Linked DNA regions of Homo sapiens: region 1 is linked to region 2. Evidence: chromatin loops called from intact Hi-C (ENCODE). Cell type or tissue: pancreas. All regions are shown on one strand. Each heading gives the region's core, and the rest is flanking DNA. Links, peaks and the distances in the headings are about the cores only. Region 1 has its middle 260 kb from the start of OTUD1. Region 2 has its middle 91 kb from the start of OTUD1.

What was found. Peaks named below come from ENCODE experiments on the same cell type or tissue, not always from the same donor. Only the 100,000 strongest peaks of a DNase experiment are listed, where the experiment ranks them.
Region 1: it touches region 2 in a loop (2.0-fold over the local background); 26 of 110 quality-filtered maps call a loop at or near these places.

Annotation. Positions count from the first base shown.
Region 1 is chr10:23,690,087-23,700,716 of GRCh38, reverse strand. It overlaps a transcript of KIAA1217 not described here. Among named protein-coding and RNA genes, the nearest start is that of OTUD1, 260 kb to the right of the region's middle. In pancreas, for the core only: no CTCF peak of the experiment used is centred there; DNase peaks (open chromatin) are centred at 5,356 and 6,066; H3K27me3 peaks cover 3,489 bases.
Region 2 is chr10:23,524,802-23,535,431 of GRCh38, reverse strand. No RefSeq gene overlaps it. Among named protein-coding and RNA genes, the nearest start is that of OTUD1, 91 kb to the right of the region's middle. In pancreas, for the core only: a CTCF peak has its summit at 5,205 (motif pointing right); no DNase peak of the experiment used is centred there.

The sequences.
Region 1 (10,630 bases), core at 1,748-9,747, 160 kb before region 2:
GAAGTGGAGAAGTCAAGCAGGTTATCTGGAGAAGTTCAAAGATAAGTTCAAAGTTACTTAGATGACAGCAAGTGTGGTGTGTTATTGGAACAGGAAGATGGCAATGTGGTGGAAGCATGGTGATTAAAGAGGGAAGTTGTAGAGAAATCAGAAAGTCAGAGCAGGTAGATCATGTAGAATCTTATTTGTAATTGTAAGGGCTTTTTTTTTTTTACTATGAGAGAAATGGGAAAATATTATAAAATTTAAGCAGAGGAGTCACATTATTTGCCTTATGTGTTAGTAGTATTGCTGTGGCTGTGTATGGAATCTAGACTTTGGGGGTGGTACAAGGATGGAAGCAGAGAGAGGTTGGGAAGTCACTGCAATAATTCAGGGATATGACTGCAGCTTGGTCTCGGCTGCCAGGAAGGGATGTGGTGATAACTGGTCAGATTGGGATTACATAATGAAGGCCTAGCTGCAGGATTGGTTAATGGGTTGAATGCTTTCTGTAAGAGGATGACTCCGAGGTTTTTGGCTCAAGTAATGACAAAAATGGGGCTGCCACTTACTGAGAGAAGGAATAAGTGAGAGAAGCAGGGAGCAGGCATATTAGGGTCACGTCTATCCATAAAGTAATGTTAGCAAAGGAAACAGTACTTCACAGTTAGAATCTTTAGAAGGCTGTGGCTCTCATGATTAAGATTCCAGTTCTATCTAAGTGATGCATACTTCACTCACTCATTCTTTTATTCATTTACTCCTTTATTCAACAAATTTTCATCAAGTGTCCATTGTGTGCCAAACAGTATGCTAGGTCTTAGACCTGTAGTGAGCAAGAAACACTTGGTTCCTTCCCTTCTTAAAACTTACGATCTGGAGGAAAAGCAATTATATTAAGCTATAAAACAAAACAAATAAAAAATTATTAATAAAGAAAGCAATGGCTGGGCACAGTGGCTCATGCCTGTAATCCCAGCACTTTGGGAGGCCAAGGTGTGAGGATCACTTGAGCCCAAGAGTTCGAGGCTGCAGTGAGCTATGATTGAAATGGTGCACTCCAGCCTGGGTGACAAAGAGAAACCCAGTCTCTAAAAAAAAGGAAAAGAAAAAGAAAGGGAAGTATTGGACAACTTCAGTAATTTGCCCATAGTTGCATAGGTGGGGAGAGACAGGGTTGGAACTTGACACAGGTGCCTCCTTCCAGAGTCCACATGCTCACTTTATGGAGTGATCAGATGCAAGCACCATCCAATGGAGAAGAGAGCACAAGCAGTCAAAAGGAGCACCAATACCACCCAGGAGATCCTGACCATGGCTGTGTCATGAAAACTACAGAACGTTTTCTGGGCCCAAGTTCCCTCATCTCTAAAATGAACCAGATGGTCTTCGCAGTCCCTTCTGTGTCTGAAACTGTGATTCTTTGATGTACATTGGTGTCCACATGTAGGAAAGAAGATGTGGGGAACACCCAGTCCAAGCTTCACTGACTTCACAGCTCTGCCTAGGACCAGGCCCGTGTCTGAAACTGGGAGCCACAGGACCCCAACCAAGTCCTTTGCTGCCCTGTCCTCAGAAGGACCTGATCAGGCAGAAGGAGCAGTGAAAGTAGGGGGTTGGCATGGGAGACCGCTCTCAGAGATGGGAGCAACTGGACGGTGTGAGCCAGAGAGAATGAGAGAAAAGACAAATTCAAGGATAGCAGACCCAGCCAGGTGCAGTGGCTCATGCCTGTAAGCCCAGCACTTTGGGAGTCTGAGGCAGGAGGCTGTGCCTACAAAAAGTAGCCAGGCACGGTGGTGTACACTTGCAGTCCTAGCTACTTGGGAGGCTGAGATCGGAGGATTGCTTGAGCCCAGGAGGTTGAGGCTACAGTAAGCAGAGATCATGCCACTGTACTCTAGCTTGGACGATAGAGCAAGACCCTGTCTCAAAAAGGAAAAAAAAATAGGATAGCCGATCCGTTAGACTGCCCCTGGATTTAGGTATCCTGAATGTGTGATTTTTCTCTTAAGCCTACGGTCGACAACATAAGGGACTCATGCATTTGAGTGTGATCCTGGGAAATGCAGACCCTTCACTATTTTGGCTCCAGTTTTCTCATCTGCAAAATGAGGCCAGATATTTTCTAAACTCGGTAATCTACGACCCCACATTCCTATAACCTCAGCATTTCTGTCCCTTAACTAAATTTCCAAAATAAACTTCTGCCTCCTAGAGTGTGCTTCTTGCCAAATTTCAAGACTCACTCAAATTGTCATTTGATCTAACAGTGCAGTTCTGGAAATAATCCAAATCAAAGATCTACCACAGAAGAAACATCTCAATGTTTGGTTAAAGAATTCCAACATTTAGCTACCATTTTTAGTATTTCTTTACATTTACTTCTACAATATAAATTTTAAGCCACCATAAATTATCCACAATCACAATACTCTTCCTAGAGCTCTGATGTCTTAAATATCTGCAAGATACTCAATAATGGAAAATATACTATTTTTTTCCTATTCACAAATTACAAATTGCTTCTCAGTGTTGGTATACTAAATTAATGACATTAACTACAGAATACAAAGCCCCAAACAAAGCAATGCTCTACATCAACATATTTTGATTTTCAGTGCCTAATTAAATCATGTAATTACAATAATCTCATTTTGTAAGTAGAGAAAATAAAATTTACAAATATTCTACAAATTGCCCCAAATCACATAGCACTGAAAAGTTTCCAAAAACTAAAACCAGTATTAATGCCTATAAACTCTTGACTCAAATTACTGAGTTATAATTATCATTGATAAACACTGAAAAAGGAGTGCAAAAGTAAGTAGTTTTGTTGTACACTTTTTTTTTTTTTTGAGACAGGGTCTCACTTTGTCAACCAGGCTGGAGTGCAGTGGCACGATCTCAGCTCACTGCAGCCTTGACCTCCTGGGCTCAAGCGATCTTCCCACCTCAGCTTGCCAAGTAGCTGGGATCACAGGTGCACATCACCATGCCAGCTAATTTTTTTTTTTTTTGTATTTTTAGTAGAGACAAGTTTTGCCATGTTGCCTAAGCTGGTCTTAAACTCCAGAGCTCAAGCGATCTGCCCACCTCAGCATCCCACAGTGCTAGGATTACAGGAGTGAGCCACTGTGACTGGCCTTGTTGTGCACTTTTAAAAAACTATGAAGCCTTAGTTTTCTGAAATAATGAATAATGAAACTAAATTTGGCAGGGGGTGGAGGGGGATGGAATCCTTATTACTCACCTTGGAATTTATCACCTTCTACCGTACTGCAATAGTAACTTGGGCTCAATTAATAAAACCAAGGAAAGTCTTCCATATATGTGTTTAATCTTCACTAGTAAAATCAATATATGCATATTTTAATGAGGTTTAAATGAAGTACGTTTAAAGCACAAGGGTATAAATTCATACATTAGTAGCAAAATATTATTAGATACGTGAAGGAATTCTTATAATCCTAAAGTATTTTTCACCCATCTGCCTCACTACCTAGACACATTCCAATCATCTTATTATCAACACAGCCACATGAGAAGGGTATTGTGATCTCTGCATGGTAAGTTAACAGAGACTCTGCTCTAAAAATGGCATTTACAATCTAAGTGTTCAGAGATGCACGTATTTCATAGAGAACGGAGATGGGTGCTGGTAATTTCCATTGCATAAAGATAGAAAACAAACACTTGTTTAAGGATATACACTTTCGAACGTTCATGAACCTTATTTTCTCTTCCCTCTTGCCTTCTCCAATTCCCTTTATTTCAGTCTCTTCTTGACATGTTCCCCTAGCATGACAGTTTTCGTTAGGTTACTTTTAACTATGCATAATTCATGCATTCATTTATTCATTTAACAGTACTTGCTGATGACCTACTATGTGCAGGTGCAGTGGTGGTCTCTGGGAATCAAAGATGAATGACAGTATCCCGCCTTCAAGGAGGATACCGTCTTGCAAATATTTGTCCATACACTTAATGGGCTGCGAGTGTGAGTCATTGTGGTTAAAACCAGGTAGCACCTGCCCTTCCCTGTAGAGCAAGCATCTTCACCTTCTTTCCAAACCACTTCTAGCACAGACTGTAAGCTCCCAAAGTGCTGAGACCACACATGAATCATCTCTGTTGCAGGAGCATCTAGCACAATGTCTGGCACATACATAGTTGGGCCCCATAAAGTGTATGGGAGGGATGGAGTGAAATTGGGTGACCAGGATGCATTACAAATGACTTTTGTCTTCAACTCAATTGAATCAGTTTTTAATTAACTATCTCCCTCTCTCTCCGAAGTGTAGACTTGGTATCAGAAGCTAAGTGGGATTTCCATTCCCGAAGCACAGAAACTCCTACTCTCGGAGAAGATGCCTTAGCCACTTTCCTAGGATCGTTTCATCAAATTTAATATCAAATTCCTGAGAACCCTCCCCAGGTGAGAGCAGGGTAGGCGAGCTGGCCCACGCCGTCCTCGCCTGCCCTCTGCAGGGCTCTGACCCTAGGACGAGGGCAGATTCCAAGAACTTTTTTCCCCTATGAGAAGTAGGGTCAGTTAAAGAAGAAAACCTCCTTGGGAGAATCCCATTAGGAAGGAGAGAGCCCAAAAGAGCTAAACATGCCCCCGAAAAGAAGTGAGCAGAATGTCGAGGGTCTCGAGGGTCTCTTTTGAACAGACAGGGTCTCGCCCGCCCTCGAAGCAGCTCAGGACAGTCCGGGGTCTCGGAGGACCCGCAGCGGCGCGGGGAGAGCGGCGAGCGGGGAGGGCAGCCAGCCGGAAGGCCGGCCGCTGTGGGGGTCACCCTGCTCCCGGGCGCTGTCGCCCTCCGCGAAACCTCCCGATGACAAGAATTAATGACCAGCTTCCAAAGGCGCCCAACATCAACCGTAGCGACCCTAAGCGTCACATTCGCCTCCTGCCTCGACCTCTGCCGCCTCCGGAGAGTCTGGAGCGTCTCAGAAGACCCAAACCTCCCACTCCGAACCCCCAGCTCCAAACTCCCCAGTGTCCCCACCCTCCAGCCCGTCTCGGGGCCGGTTCTCTCTCTCCTTGCCCCTGTCTTCCAGCCATCAGAAAGAGCAATGCCCTCTTCGCAGCCCCGAGTGAAAAACGAGGCAACATCCTAGTCGCACCTATATAAGCCCCTGGCTCGCCACTCCAGGGGGGCACGCCAAGGTCACCAGGATAGGTGTGACTGCCTCCACCTTCACTCTCCCCACATCCTTCCCTTTCTGAGATCCCCGGGGTCCGGTTCCTCTCCAGTCCCTCCTCCCAGTTGGGGGTCTTCTCCTTTTGGCACCCCATCACCGCACCGGGACCCCTCCCGGCCTGGCCCTCCTGGGGGGGTCCTTGCCCTCTCTCGAAACGCTCACTTGCTCTCCCGCGCAAGGCTCCCTTGTAAGTCTCCCCTCGGTTTCCTTATCCAAGGAGGGGAGATGTGCCTCCCACTCGCGCTGGGGGAGCGGCGGGGCAACCGACGCAAACTTCTGCTGCACTTACTTCGGGCCGAGGCTGCCGCCCCCTCGCCTCTCCTCGCTCTCCCACTGGCAGCTGCTCCGCGGAGACCTGGAGCCACCTCGCTCTCATGCCCCACACCAGCGCAGCTGCGAAATGCGCAAGAGGGGGAAGGGGTATCTCCCGGGCGAGCGTGCCGGGGGCCCGAGTCTGGGGCCGAGGTTCGGCCGCCGCTCGCGGCTGCCAGCCGAGTGGTGGCCTCTTCTGGCAGCCCGGGGATGCTGCGCAGGGCGCTGCGCGCCCTGCTCCTCCGCCGGGTCGTTTCTGCCCGACTTGCAGTTTCAGGGCATGCCAGGACTGCAGCACCCTCTCCGTCCTCCCCCGGAAACGACTTTCAATTCACCTGGAGGCTCTCGAGGCTCCCCCGCGGGCGGGTAGCGTGACAGTGGGTGCAGAGGAGAGGGAGGAGCGCGGGAACGGCGGCGGCCCCAGTGCGCCTCCCGCTTGCTTGGCGAGAAGCGCGCAGCCCTCTCCAGCCGCTCTCTTCTGGACTGCAGTCCTGACGTCACCCCCACCACCCCCCACCCCGCGGAGGAGCGGCGCGGAGGGTGGGGTGCAGGGAGTGAGGACGCGCGAGTGTGAGCTGGAGTGTAAGCGCGTGCGTGTGCACGCGCGCGTGTGCCCTGCAGGGCTGGGGACGGATGGGAACCGCGTCTGGATCCTGTGAGGAGCCAGAGCTCGCTCCCTGCAAACGGGCGCCGAGGGGCTGCCGCGAGCAGCCGGGGGCGCTCGCTTCCAGGTCGGGGCGGGGATACCAGGGAAGCAGAGTTTGGAGGCGACCGCAGGAAAAGGAAGAAGGCAGTACGGGTAGTTGGAGAGCGGGAGTTGGGCATTCTCTTTCCCCAAAGTTGGAGGCTGCACAGGATGCCTTTAAAAAGCTGCGCTAGAGGTTTAGGGGGGAAGAGTGGGATAGACGGTGTGGGAGAGTTGGTTTCCACGCTCCTGTAGGAGGGAGTTCGGCTTGGGGAAGAAGAGCTCAGAGTCCTTTCAACCTCCACCCCCGCGGCAGGTTCCAGCAAGGCAGCCAGCTTCGGTGCGCCAAGGGCGCCTCTAGCCTACTCGAAGCAAATCTCCAGCCCGGGGCCCCTGTCTACTAAGTTCCTGCAAAGAGATCAAAGGGGCCAGCCTTTTCCACCTGAGTCCCCTCCCTGCGTGAACCTCCGCCAGAAGCTGGGCGAAAGCACTCCGAACAAGCGAAAGGGGTCAAGGCCGAGGCTGGATTCCAGATGCAAGAGGGCCCCGCCCTTGGGTCCTGGGTCTGAGGTCAGTCGTAGGGGTGACAACTCCAAGCAGAGTTCCTTGAGCTCATCAGTGAGGCTACATTTGAGTTTTGCCATTCCCCGGGACCTTACACTAGAAAGCGATCCACGTTGTCACCCAACTTTACTGGTTCTCTGAAATTGTCTTGGGGGCCAAAAATAGAAGAGACTTTCTGCGAGAGAGCCAAACGAAGGTTCGTTAGGTGGTGCTGGGATGGCTAGAGGTTGTTCCTTGTTCCTGGAGCGTTTGTCCCTTAGCAGAGACCCAGACATCCTTGAGGCTGAGTGCCTGGTTCTGTGCGCCTTCTGCGCACCTCTGCCGGCTGCCGAGTGACCAACCCGGAGTTGCCCGCCCGCCGCCTCCCGGCTGGAGCAGAATGTGCAATGCGCCCCAGCCCGCGCCAGATCCGCCGTCAGCATCGAGGCATCAGGAGCGCTCTGCAGTGATCTCCAGTGCAGCCAGCAATTTTGCCACCGTCGAGTGGCAACGGTTTTTAACTGCGAGCGTCTTGCTTCCTGAATCCAGACACTGTTTAATCGCCAAGATGACTTTTTATTCATTAAAATATTTTTAATGGAAAGGGTAGAGAGTGGGAAGTGGCAAGTAAAAGAGGCAAAAATATTCTCCATCCACATACACTGTTTTTCAACCTTTTTAAAGTTACTGAAGTAGAGTCAGATCTGGATGAAGCAGCAGAAAGTTTCATTAACACTCTTGATTCTCAAATGGAAGCTCAACAGAATAGAAGCAAGCCTGAGATCCTAGTCTACTGTCTTAGGTTTAATGATCTTAAACACTCCCGCATTTGAAAATTCAAATTCTAGCTAATTAGACAAAATTATGGATATCCTTAACGATGCATTAGATTTCACGAATAAATAGAATAATTAAAATAAGTAACGTACAGCCCAGCATGTTCCTAATTAGAACAAAGGAGTACTAGAGAAGGCTGTAGATTCATTGCCCCGAGGGCTTCTTGCAACTGTAACCGTCCTATTTTTTAACGTGCAAATGTGAAAGCACCCTGACATCATGAAGGAATTACATAACTAGTTCCTCGTTCTGCATCTTTCAAAAGCAGCAATTTTTCAGTAGGAATCACTGTTCCTGAAAATGCTAATTCAGATTGATAGTGTGGGAATAGGCAAGTCATTGACAAATTAAAGGCATGATTTGAAAACAAAATTGTCAAGAGGCAGCTATGCTGGTACACAGGAACCTTCTTTGTTGGGTCACAGTTTTCGTTCCAAGCGTTCAATGCAGCAAGTAAGTGATGCCATATTAGCAGGTATCAGCCTGGCTAACATGCCACAGTAAGTAATGCTTATTTGATGTGGCAAGCCTAAGCCCTCCTTCCTTATTTCCCACTGCCTTCTGTTCACAACTCTACAACAACTGTTTTACTTTCTGATGTGATTGGTTGTTTGTATGTCTGCCTTCCTTCTCAACTTACAAGCTCCTCCAGGGCAGGAATTCTGTTTTTCTTTTCTTAGGACCCAGTGCAGTGCCTGGTATAAACAGCAGGCACTTAATAAATATATGTTGACTGAATTATTTTTTAAAGAGTATAACATAACATTTTAAAATCTGTTTTAAGCTGAACCCTATAGCATATATGTGAAACAAATGTGTATATACATACACATATTTACACATATATACACATGTGCACGTATATACACATGCACACATGCATATGTATGTATGTATGAAACTGAAAAGATGGAAAGGGGAAGAGAAGAGAAAAAAGAGGGGAAAGAAAAGGAGAGGAAAAAATGAACTCTGAAAACAGTAACTACCAATGGCTAAACAGTGACTCAATCTGAGTGAGGATTTGAACTGTCCGTAGAAACATCACTTGCTGCCCTTAACCTGTGAGATTTCTTTCGCATTGGTCTATTACCATGTACATGTTTTAAATTTTGGGGGTTTGGACCTCAGAAGCACTGTTCAAAGTACATTACAAATATTTCCCATTGCTTAGGAAGCAGCACATCATTTAAGTTGGGTATATGTGTTGGTGGTGAGTTCAGAAACACTGTTAGCTCAACGTGCCCTGGACTGTGCCCTAATCAGTGTGAGGAGAGTCAGAGTCCAGCAACTGCAATTATAGCCCAACAGGCCACAGGCCAATGTTTATGACTATGCTCTCAAACACAAGCCGCTTATGGCCAGGTGGTTCAATTGTCAAGCACAATAAAGGGACCAGGTAGAAAATTAGCCACACACACACACACACACACACACACACACACACACACACACACACACACACGTACATCAATCCATAGCTATGGAGCCAGAACATCATGTTTACAAGGAAGGAATAGCTCTGTTGGGTGTCAAAGAGTAGGGTCTTGGAGTGGGAAGGTAACTACTTTAATACTGCAGTGGCTTTTCATCACATACTCCATAGCCATTAAAGCTTCTAAGCCAAACCCTCTAGCAAATACATGTTGGCAAAACTATGGAGAATCATAATTCTGTCCTTCTAGAAGCTATCTCCACAGCAAAACAAGCTCCCCCTATCCTGGAGGCAGCTTCTCATTTTCTGTAACACAAAAGCAAATTTTAAAAAGACAAGAATAAGAATAAAAATTAATTATTTCTCATAGGACTTACCTTCCTATAGGCCCCTGAAAACCAGTTAGCACCAATCTTGTACATATTTATAGCATACCTATATATACGTATTTGTATATGTAGCTATACATATATGCATATATATGTATATAGACAGAGATACACACATATATATACACCACTTATAAAATATTGCCAAAATGATTTTAATAAATCTATTCAATTATGTAGGTATGTTTCTAGAGTGACATTTAGAAGAGGGCTAAAATAGCTCATCATAAAGAAAACATGATCAAAACATTTTAAACACTTGTTTCAGAGCATAGCAAATTTGGCAAAAAACACTGGCATTTGCCTGTAACTTCTCTCAGGACTTGAGCTGGCTCTTAATATTTTATGCTTCATGATATATTAATAGTTTTGTATTTGAACGGCTTGTGTAGTGCCCTCTAATCAGATAGAGTTAACCCTGAAGACAAAAATCGAAGTGGCCAATTCCTTTTTAAGGAGTCCTAAACTGATAAGAAGGCCTAAACTGATAAACTCAATAAATTCAAATTTCAAAAATATCATAACCAAAACAAGTAGTTGACATTATACATTTATAAATAGTACTCCCAAGGTAGTGCCAAGTTAAATTTCATACTAAAATGTTAATGAAGAAGCATTTAGATAACCAACTATTTTGTGGATAATGACAGATTAGCAATAATTTTGTGATGAAAGTTGGACTCGGCTATTATATTTAGAAATAAGGACATTTTACTTACACATATGTTTATATGTGGTAACTGTACTTCATCATAGATTTTCGTATGGAACTTACAATAGACCATTCCCTGAATCTTTTGTGATATATGGAACACTCTTCCTAAGTGGACTGCACTGACATCAAAGAACATCTTTGTGACATTATCAAACCTAATGATCAATAGTAAAAGGACAATTCATTGTTGTTTCCAGTTCAAGTTTTAAGAAGGGCTTCCTTAAAGGGTAGATCGTTACGTGTTTTTATAAAGGGTACCTCTATATGTAGATTTGCTTATCTGTGAAAGCACTGCCGCTAGTTGCAAAGTTTTCATTTTCCCCATTACTGGGTCAAGAAAAGTCCTAGCCAAGAGAATGGATTTAGAAAGTCTGTACCTATCAGACTTGGTCTCTCCACTCAAAGAGCCCACAGTCATCTTTTCCCCCCTTTTTTGTGAACTCCCTGTGAGTTGTGCTCTGGGAACTTGGAATGCAGACCTAGACCTGGGCAAGTAGGGGAGAACTGAATTTATGGGAACCAGT
Region 2 (10,630 bases), core at 1,238-9,237:
TAATTCCAACACTGCAGGAGGCCAAGGTGGTAGGATCATTAAGCCCAGGACTTTGAGACCAGCCTGGGCAACATAGTGAGACCTTGTCTCTATTTTTTAAAAAAATACAAAAAAAAAAAAAAGACTAAATGCTATCTTGTTAGCTATCTGCTAAATGTTACTGAGTAATAGCGTAAATAGATAAAACAGAAAACAAACTGAAAACAGCTTACCCGGCCAACTCCTCTGAGTTGGGAGCATAAAAATCCAAGTCACATCCACTCTTCTGTTTGAGTCCTCATAGGATGCTACACAACTCCTCTCTTTCTTCTGGAAAGGTATTTTCCAGTCTTTTTTGGACAATCAAAGGCTTTTAAAGTTCAGACACCTGCCAATGTTTGTTACAGCTGCTTAACAGCTAACAATGGAGCAGAACCTCTACCTAGGTATTACTCCATCAGAATGCAATGATTGCCTTCCGCCCACCCTAGCATATGTCAGGTTAGGTTACCATACTTCATTTCTTTCACCCACCAATCTCTTCTGCTAGAAGTGGGTGGATAATGGCAGGAGGTTCCTCCTTTGCAGTGTCTTTTATCAATACTAATATAGCACCACTGCTATCTTCATTTTTCTTATTTGTTTCAGAATTGATTCTGCCCAGAGTGTAAACACCAAACAGGGTAATTAGTAAAGAGTTCGTGGTTTTAATCATCTTTGAACTTACCGGTTGAATAAAATACTCTATTTGATTATTCATTGAACATCCAGGTGCTGGTTTTAGCTTCAAGAAGTTTACAACATATTTGGGGAAACTCAGAAGTAAACAGATGATGGCACAGCAAGTCTATAGTAGACGTGTTCACAGAGAAAAAACTTTAAGGCTGTCTAAAGGAGGAAGCACCTGAGCTGAATTGTGAAGCCGTGCAGGCAGAAGCAGTGGGGAGGATGTTCATAGAAGGAGCAGCTAGCACACCGAGGCAGGAAGGAGCACAGCACATTTAAGGATCAACTAGCCTGGCTGGAATGTGGAGTTGAAGGGAAGGACTGGCTAACCACCATGTTGGACAGGATGGAAAGGTCATGCAAAAGAACTCATGGCTCCTTAGCAAATGATCTCATGCAAGATATTCTTTTTCTTTTCTTTTTTTTTTTTTTTTTTTTTGACACAGCATGTCACTCTGTCACCCAGGCTGGAATGCAGTGGTGCAATCATACCTCACTGCAGCCATGACTTCCTGGGTTCAAGTGATCCTCCCACCTCAGCCTCCCAAATCGCTAGGACTACAGGCTTGCACCACCACACCTGGCTAATGTTTTCGCTTTCTTTTTATTTATTTATTTATTTATTTATTTATTTATTTATTTATTTATTTTGAGATGGAATCTCCCTCTGTTGCCCAGGCTGGAGTGCAGTGGTGCAATCTTGGCTCACTGCAAGCTCTGCCTCCCAGGTTCAAGTGATTCTCCTGCCTCAGCCTCCCGAGTAGCTGGGACTACAGGTGCCCGCCACCATGCCCGGCTATTTTTTTATATTTTTAGTAGAGACGGGGTTTCAATGTGTTAGCCAGGATGGTTTCGATCTCCTGACCTCATGATCCGCCCACCTCAGCCTCCCAAAGTTCTGGGATTACAGGCATGAGCCACCACTCCTGGCCCTCATTTTCATTTTTTTAAATAGAGACGGGGGTCTCACTATGTTGCCCAGGCTGGTCTCAAACTCCTGGCCTCAAGCAATTCCCCTGCCTCTGCCTCCCAAAGTTCAGATATTACAGGAATGAGCCATGACACCCAGCCTCATGAATGATTTTTAAACTGACATTATGAGATCTTCAATTTAGAAAGTTAACTCCAGAAAGGAGAATGGTAGTGAGAGGTGAATAACTCAAGGCTGAGAAAAGAAATTAGGAGGCTGTTATAAGAAGACATACAAAAAGTAAGAAGAATCTTGACTAAGAATGTAGTACTGGGGATAGAAAGAGGTGCTTTTCAGAAATAATAGAAATAGCGTTGAAGTATCATAATGACTGAGAAGACATAGGGGACAATAAGTGAGGGCATCACTGATGATTCACAGGTTTCTGGCTTAAGCAATCAGGTAGATAATGATACTACTCCCTGACACAGGGACTATGAAGAACTTAGGAAGAGTTTCATTGTGAGACGCATTGACTTCGAGGTTTCCCTGGGACTTATGAGAAAAAGTGTCCAGTACACAATTATATACACAGGTCTTGAGTTTGAGAAGCAGTTTAGGGCCTGGCACAGTGGCTCATGCCTGTAAATCCCAGTACTTTGGCCGAGGCAAGAGGATCTCTTTTTTTTAAATTATGGTTTTAAATTTTTATGGGTGCATAGTAGGTGTATATTTTCATGGAGTATGTGCGATGTTTTGATGCAGGCATGCAATGTGAAATAAGCATATCATGGAGAATAACCCTATCCATCCCCTCAAGTATTTGCCCTTTGAGTTACAAACAATCCATTTACATTCCTTATTTTTAAATATACAATTAAGTTATTATTGAGGAGGATCATTTGAGCCCAGGAGTTTGAGACCAGCCTGGACAACATAGGGGGACCCTGTATCTACAAAAAAAGAAACAACATTAGCTGGGCATGGTGGTGCACACCTGCGGTCCCAGTGACTTGGGGAACTGAGGTGGGAGGATCATTTGGGTCTCAGAGGTCAAGGGTGAAGTGAGCTGAGAGCTCATCACTGAACTCCAGCCTAGGTGATAGAGAAAGACTCTGTCTCAAAAAAGAAAAAAGAAAGAAAGAAAGAGTTTAGTACTAGAGATGGAAATTTGGGAGCCATTAGCACCTTGGTGGAAGCTAAAGCCATGATAGTTAATAAGCTCATTCAAAGAGCCTGTGGCTAATGAGATGAAGATGGGAAACCAAGGCCACCTGAACAGGAGCTAGACCCTAGCATTGGCTGATATCTGTGACTCTGCATTAAAAATGCACCCAGAAGAAAGAAAAGCCCTGCTCCCTCATATTCCCTAAGTAAGTTTACTTACGGTTCTGCAGTCTTTGTGGGTTTTTGAAGTTCGTTTTGGAATTTTGTGTTTAGTCTTCATTTCATGAAGACTCTACTTTTGAAATTTCAAATTGGCCTAATAAACTATGAGTGAGATGGGGACAGGATGGGGATGAGCAGGTCACCTGATACCAAACACGGCTGGGGACCGAAGGTTTTGGAAAATCCTCATTTACTAAATGGGGCAGTTTTACTGAGATAGAGCCATGGGCATAAGAGATGCGATATTGCTACAGCTAGCATCAGCCCCAACCCAGAAGCTATTATTAGGCATCTTGGTACTTCCTACTTGCAAAAGTTAGTCATCATGATATATTAGTAAAAATTTTAATATGGAGAAAAGAAATGAAGGAAACTTGCATGGTTTGGAATGAGCATTTTAAGGTAAATGAAAAGTTCATATCCTCTTGCGTCTCTGTGTCTTATGAATATTAAATCAGTCACTTACCCTGTTTTGATTATTATCAGGTCTTCCTCCTGATCATCATCTTCCTGATTCTTGGGACTCTGGAACCTGCTGTTTTCCCTTACCTTCCAGAATGTTCTGTTCACTGATAACCCTTGAACAAGTTACTTGACTATGCAGGCAGTATCTGCTCTGTACTAATCAGGACTCTTTGGGATGTAAGTGACAGAAACCCAACTCCAACTAGCTGAGGCAAAAGGGGAAATGTACTGGTTCCAAAAAGCGTGGCTCAGGCATGTTCCCTGCTCTATGTCTCTGCCTGTTTCTGCTGTCAGCTGCCATCTCATCTTCTGGACTGATTTTCTCCACAAAGCAGGAAGCAGCACCACAATTCACATCTCCTGAGTTTGACACCAGAGAATATCTCAGACTTCTCACTAGAGCTGAGTTCAAAACGACTCAGGTAATTCTCTGATTGGCCCAGCCTAGGAAACACGTCTACCCCACAACCACACATTCTATCCAGAAAAATGGTATTTCTAAAAAAAGGTGGAGGGAGGGGAGCAAAATAACAGACACCATTCTGTTGTAGCAGAATTCTCCCTCCATTATCTTGTTCCCCCACAGATCTTCCTGGGTGCCTTATGTATCAGGGAAGCTCTTCCTCTTTTAGAGTCTATTCCCTTTTTACCCTGCTCAATTACTCCTTAAAGGTTTTGTCTGCTCTCAGGCTGGCACGCTTCAATCCTCTCGACTTTAGATCAACTTTAGATGTCATTGCTTCCAGGAACCACATGTGAAGACTTGTCTTCAGATTACCCAGTGAAACCACAGAAGAAATGGAGAGGTCAGAGTTCCAACAAGCAGGATCATCAAGAAGAGAGGATATTTTCTCTGCTGGGTTCATAAGATAGTTTTGCAATCCTACCAAGTAGGGAGGCTGGTGAATTCAAAGAAGACAAATCTATCTATCTTTGTGCTAATTCCGATTTTGAAAAAAACCTATTTAGAGACACATGGCAATTTAAGAAAGCAGGAAACCAAAGAACCTGGCATTCTTGGAACAATAAATAAAAAGCTCCTTAAAAGTTAACAAGGCAAAGATGAATGTGGATTCTAACACGTGAAGTTAGCAGTATTTCATGATTTGGCTCTGCCGGAAGTTATTATACCAGAATAGAGCCAAAATGGAAACTTGCTTTGATCTACAGTTCCCAGTAAAAGAAATCTAAAATTAGACACAGTGTGATCAGTTACAGAGTATTTCTAATGGATCACTGAGCAGATTAGTGATTCAGTTTTGTTCCTTGAATATAAGAAGACAGACTAATGATTGGCTAAAAGACAGACTTAAGAGAATATGACTACACTGAAGACCACTTATCAAAGGTTACATTGGAATACAATTAAGTTGGAAAGTGTATTATTCATTTTAGTCCACTAAATATTTGATTGCTTTTTCTTTCTTATACATATTGCAAATATCCCCTTCAATTATAATTTTTTATAATTTTAATTTTCTTGGCTATGTGGCCTCTATTAGAAGAAACAAAATAAGCAAAGAACTGTTTTTATAATTTATTTTCTAATAGTCAATCTTCTACCAATAAGTAATAATTCAAAAGCTGAATGTATAATATATAATGGTTATGATTCGCTTTACTTAGTTTATTCCTTTTAAATTGGAAACTGTTAAACTTTTACATTTTTTTTCAGAATAAGAAATCATATCTCATGTATATTACCACTAGGTGGCTCAAATGGCTAAAACACCAGTTCATTATACAAGCAGATCAAAACCTTAAATATTTAAAGATTTATCTCTTTCTACAGTTCTATATACTTTAATTTTCTACAAACTTTCACATTATTTATAGATTATCGCTATAATACTACCCATGGTAAACAATTACTTTAATGTAGATCATCAACACATATGCTATTTTTATGAATGAGAGGATTAACAGACACAATGAATGAGTTATGTTACATTTCATCATAAACACGCAATAATAAATTAAAATTTTATCAGCTGACTGAGAACAAAGTATTCAACGGGGTCTAAAGAACCAGAGTACTGGGTTATATTTCATTTTAATGTATCCAGGCATTTCTAGAGATTACCAGCTTTATTTTCTGGCAGTTGTGGTTATTTATGTCTCTTCTCTACGGCAATGTCGCCATGTGGCTCTATGATAGACAGTGTCTTGCAGCCAGAGCTCAATCTCTCTGTAGACTAGAGACTTTGAAAATCAAAGCAGTCTTCCTTAGAGTAAGTTTTGAAATGCAGGACTCTCCAGATACCGTGTCCATCACATTAGCTGGCTGGAGGCCCTTGCCTCTGCCTGATACAAAGAAAACAAAAGCAGAAAATGATTGTTTTCTTCCCAATTTAAAAAGCATCTTATAATTCTGTTTGACTATTCAAGATAGAGCATCAAGGGGGAGAAAGGAGGAGAGATCCTTTCAAGCTGGAAAGGAACGTATTAAGCCTGTAGATTCTGTCAAAAAAAAAAAGGAAAACATAATGGCGTCCTTGGACTAAGAGAGCCTTGTATGTTTTCTAATCAAGAATAATCAATACACATTCCCCTTATTCTGAAGGTATTTTTGTTGTTGTTCTCTATACTTTCTTAGTACTGTACCAACAGAAGCTCTGCCCTTCTAGTTTAAAGGTGAGAACCAATGAAATAAAATCTTAAAGAAAATCTCTTTCGAAGTGATAATTTTTTTTTAAGAGACAAGATCCCACTCTGTCACCCAGGCTGGAGTGCAGTGGCGCCATCACAGCTCACCGCGGCCTGGAACTCCTAGGCTCAAGCCATCCTCCTGCCTCAGCCTCCCAAAGCTCTGGGATTACAGATGTAAGCCACCATGGCTGGCCCTCAAGGTAATGATTTTATCTTTGATTATTTGTCTTTTTAATCCCAAACAACTGAATTTTTCACCATAAAAGTTATTTAATTGGCTCTACCCTGGGGGAGAATAAAGATATATAGAAAAAGCTTAAGGGAGGATTTTTCCAACTCTTGTAACAGACGAGTAGCATTCTCCCCCTAATTTTTATCCTCTGTAGAGGTATTTTAAAAATCTTTTCCTTGGTCATTTATTATTTGTTATTTGGAAGTACATTTAGGAATCTTGAGTTTGGCTTAAAAGAAAAGTATTGATTCTCCCTCAGGGAGCTATAATTCAGTTTCAGCTGCAGTAACAGCAGGTCCTGATATTTTTATATTCATATTCAAGCATCTGACATTTGGGTTTTATTTGAATATAGAGCTGTAAATATAACATGAACCAGTTATCACATAGCTTTTTAATACCGAGATCTAATTAGTTCTTTCCAAGCGTGATGACTATACTCTGTCAAAGTTCTAACCAGTTAGCTTTTGAGAAAGAAATATTATCTTCCCTTACTGTGGCCATGAATAGTTTCCACTGGGTGAGAAAAAAAAACCTCAAATGATAAAAGAGAATTAATAGCTCACATGACTGAATGCTAGAAGTAAGGTTAGTTTCAGGATTGGTTCAGTTCAATTGCTCAACAGTGTCATCCAAGACCAAGTTTAGTTCAACATCTGTCTGCCTTTGGCAATGTCATCTTCAATCCCAGCAGTCCTATTTGGGCTGTCCACAACTACCTGGGCCCTGCCTCCATTTATATCTAAGGATAGAGAAAGAAGCTGCTTTCCCAGTTTTCCAAAACAGAGGACACTTCTTTACCAGAAATTACTCAGCAAACATGGTCTCAGGCTCGCTACCCACCCCTGATGCAATAACTCTGATCAGGGAATAGTTGTCCCTCATTGGTATAGGCTCCACCTAGGTACATGCCCCATCTCAGAAGCCAGGAACAGAATCAGCTCCCCGCAGCAAATGGGCTGTATAAAGGAGGTGTGGATACCTGTGTACGAGGGAGCACTGCTCCTATAGGAGGGAAAAGGAGGAGATATCAGTTAGGGGGTGGGGGTGGCTACTAATACATACATCGCCTGACTATGGATGGGAAACTCTAGAATCAAACTGCCTGATTTTGAACCCAAGTTCTACCACTTATTAGCTCTATTACCAGGTGCAAGGTACTTGACCTGTCTCATCAAGTAACAAGTGGGCCAATGATTTGCTTAATTGCTTATATCATAGGTTTTTTTTTTCTAAAATACAAGGTATTTAGTCAAGCATTTATTACACTCTTTCTTTGTGTGAGGCATGTGAAAAGAATTGGAGAGAACACAAAAGTGAACAAAATGATGTTCTACTTTGAAAGAGCAAGCAATTCAGGAGAGGAAATTAGAGCCCAGACATCATGGTAATAGACAGATGGGATAAGTTACATAAAAAGATATGTTTCCTAAAATGACATTTTTCCTAATTAAATATTCTTTAATAGCAAGCACATCATGTAGTATTTTTCACATCCAAATGAAGTTGACACAATTTTCTGGATATTCATTAATGATAAATGACATTGATAATTTTTTTTTTGAGACGGAGTCTTGCTCTGTCACCCAGGCTGGAGTGCAGTGGCGCGATCTCAGCTCACTGCAACCTCCACATCCCGGGTTCAAGCAATTCTCCTACCTCAGCCTCCCAAAGAGCTGAGATTACAGGCACATGCCACCACATCCAGCTAATTTTTGTATTTTTAGTAGAGACGGAGTTTCACCACGTTGGCCAGGCTGGTCTCGAACTCCTGACTTCGTGATCCACCTGCCTAGGCCTTCCAAAGTCCTGGGATTACAGGCGTAAGCCACCGTGCCCAGCTGACATCAAAAACTAATAATCAGAACAATCAAACTACCAAAAAATAAATAATGGTAACCAACCAAATTTCAACTATAAAGTGTGTAAAATATAATGTTATCCTGCTACACATCTATTAGAATGGCCAAATTCCAGATGTAGATCAATAGGAACCTTCAGTCATTGGTGGTGAAATGCAAAATGGTACAGCCACTTGGGAGGCAGTTTGGCAGTTTCTTATAAAACTAAACATACTCTTACCATGCAATCTCACTCTTTGAAATTTACTCAAAGGAGCTGAAAATTTATGTCCCCACAAAAACCTACACATGGATTTTTGTTTGTTTTTGAGACAGGGTTTCACTCTGTCACTCTGTCACCCAGGCTGGAGTGCAGTGGTGCCACCATGGCTCACTGCAGTCTCAACCTCCCTGGCTCAAGTGATTCTCCCACCTCAGCCTCCTGAGTAGCTGGAACTACAGGCACGCACCACTAGCCAAGTGGCCTAGGCTAGTATCAAACTTCTGGACTCAAGTGATCCACTCGTGCTGGCTTCCCAAAGTGCTGGGATTACAGGCATAAGCCACCGCACCTGGCCCACGTGGATGTTTATAGCAGCTTTATTCATAATTGCTAAAAAACTTGGAAGCAACCAAGAGATCCTTCAGTAGGTGAATGAATAAATGAACTGTGATACATTTAGACACTGGAATATTATTCAGTGCTAAAAAAAAATGAGCTGTCAAGCCATGAAAATACATGGAGAAAACTTAAATGCACAGTACTAAGTGAAAGAAGCCAATCTGAAAAGCCTAAAAAGCTAAAAATGTTTAGTTTTATAAGAGCATGTTTAGTTTAATATACATACTGTATGATTCCACTATATAACATTCTGGAAAACGCAAAACTGTGGATACAGTAAAAAAAACAGTGATGCCAGAGGTTGGGGGTGGGGGATGATTAGGCGGAGCACAGAAAATTTTTAGGGCAGTGAAATTACTCTGTATGATAGTACAATGGTGGATACACATCACCATGCATTTGTCTAAATCCATAGAAGGTATAACAAGAGTGAACCCTAATGTAAACTATGGACTTTAGATGATAATGACATGTCACTGTAGGTTCATCAAGCAACAAAAATGCCACTCCGATGGGAGGTGTTGATAGTGGGGTAGCCATGCACGTGATGGGTGCTGTGAACCTCAAACTACTGTTAAAAAAAAATCTCTAAAATGTGTTTGTGTGTTTGTGTGTGTGTGTGTGTGTGTGTGTGTGATGCTATCAACTCTGTAATATTTGAAATATTTGAAATAAAATAGAGAAGCAGAGGTGAGCGCTATCCAAAAATCATTGCAATCTTCCTTGGAAGTCTTTTGTGCTTAACGGTGTAGGGTGTAAGGATGTGATATTCTATGACCTGTTACCAGATCACAAAATGAACCTCACCGTGAAAACCTAGGAAGTTGTCTTTTCCCAGTCCACACCTGGGTTAGCTCTTTCCTGGGTAAAAATAGAAAGCTTTCCCTTGTTCTAAATAGAGTTTATTCTCTTGGAGCAAAGGTAGTTAAAATTCTGCTTTTCCAAGACCTTTAATGAGTAAACAGTATGTCAGCGAAGTACAATAATTCAGTAACTACCACCCTTAGAGGGCACTATGGTGCCTTCTGTGCCACCCAAGTCAACTCTCTAATGACAGCCCTGCGGAACTGGCTTGCTGGGCCTATTTCTTTCCAAGTCTTAGTCCCCAGAATTTTGAACACCCTGCTTTTTACATGGTTTTCCTTAGTGTTAAAAGAACATAATCACAGCAAGATAACAATTCTACAAAACTAAAAGAACCTAACCAAACTAACACCAGATAGAAGGTACACAGAGTCTTTGCTTAAAAAAAAGAAAAAAGAAAAGAAAAGAAAAGAAAATGACCATTACTCTATGTATTTATAGCCACTGGTAACGTCTTCATATTCCTTTTGAAATGCACTGGTGATTTCCAAACACCCTACCCCAAAGTATGGCACCTTGACATACTGAATATTTCAAGCTGAAGGAATGTGTGAAAACAGCAGAAACAGGAAGGTCTCTCTGGCCTTCATTTGTCCTCTCCTGAAGCAGGGCATAAGAATCTCATGTGAAAGCTACCCACCCTATACCCAGAAAGAAAAAATCTCTGAAGACACAGGGACATGGAAGAATTTGAACAAATAGGTTTGCTAAGTTTCCCCAAGTTTATTACCATTAGATCATACCCTTTTTTCCCACTCATATTTCTCCACAACTGTCCACTCTTGATCAAACCAGCTATAAAAAACCACTCAAGTTTGGCTGCATGTAGTGGCTCATGCCTATAATCTCGGCTGTTTGGGAGGCCAAGGAAGGAGGATCACTTGAGGCCAGGAGTCCAAGACTAGCCTGGGCAATGCTGCAAGGCTCCATCTCAAATAAAAATTTTAAAATAT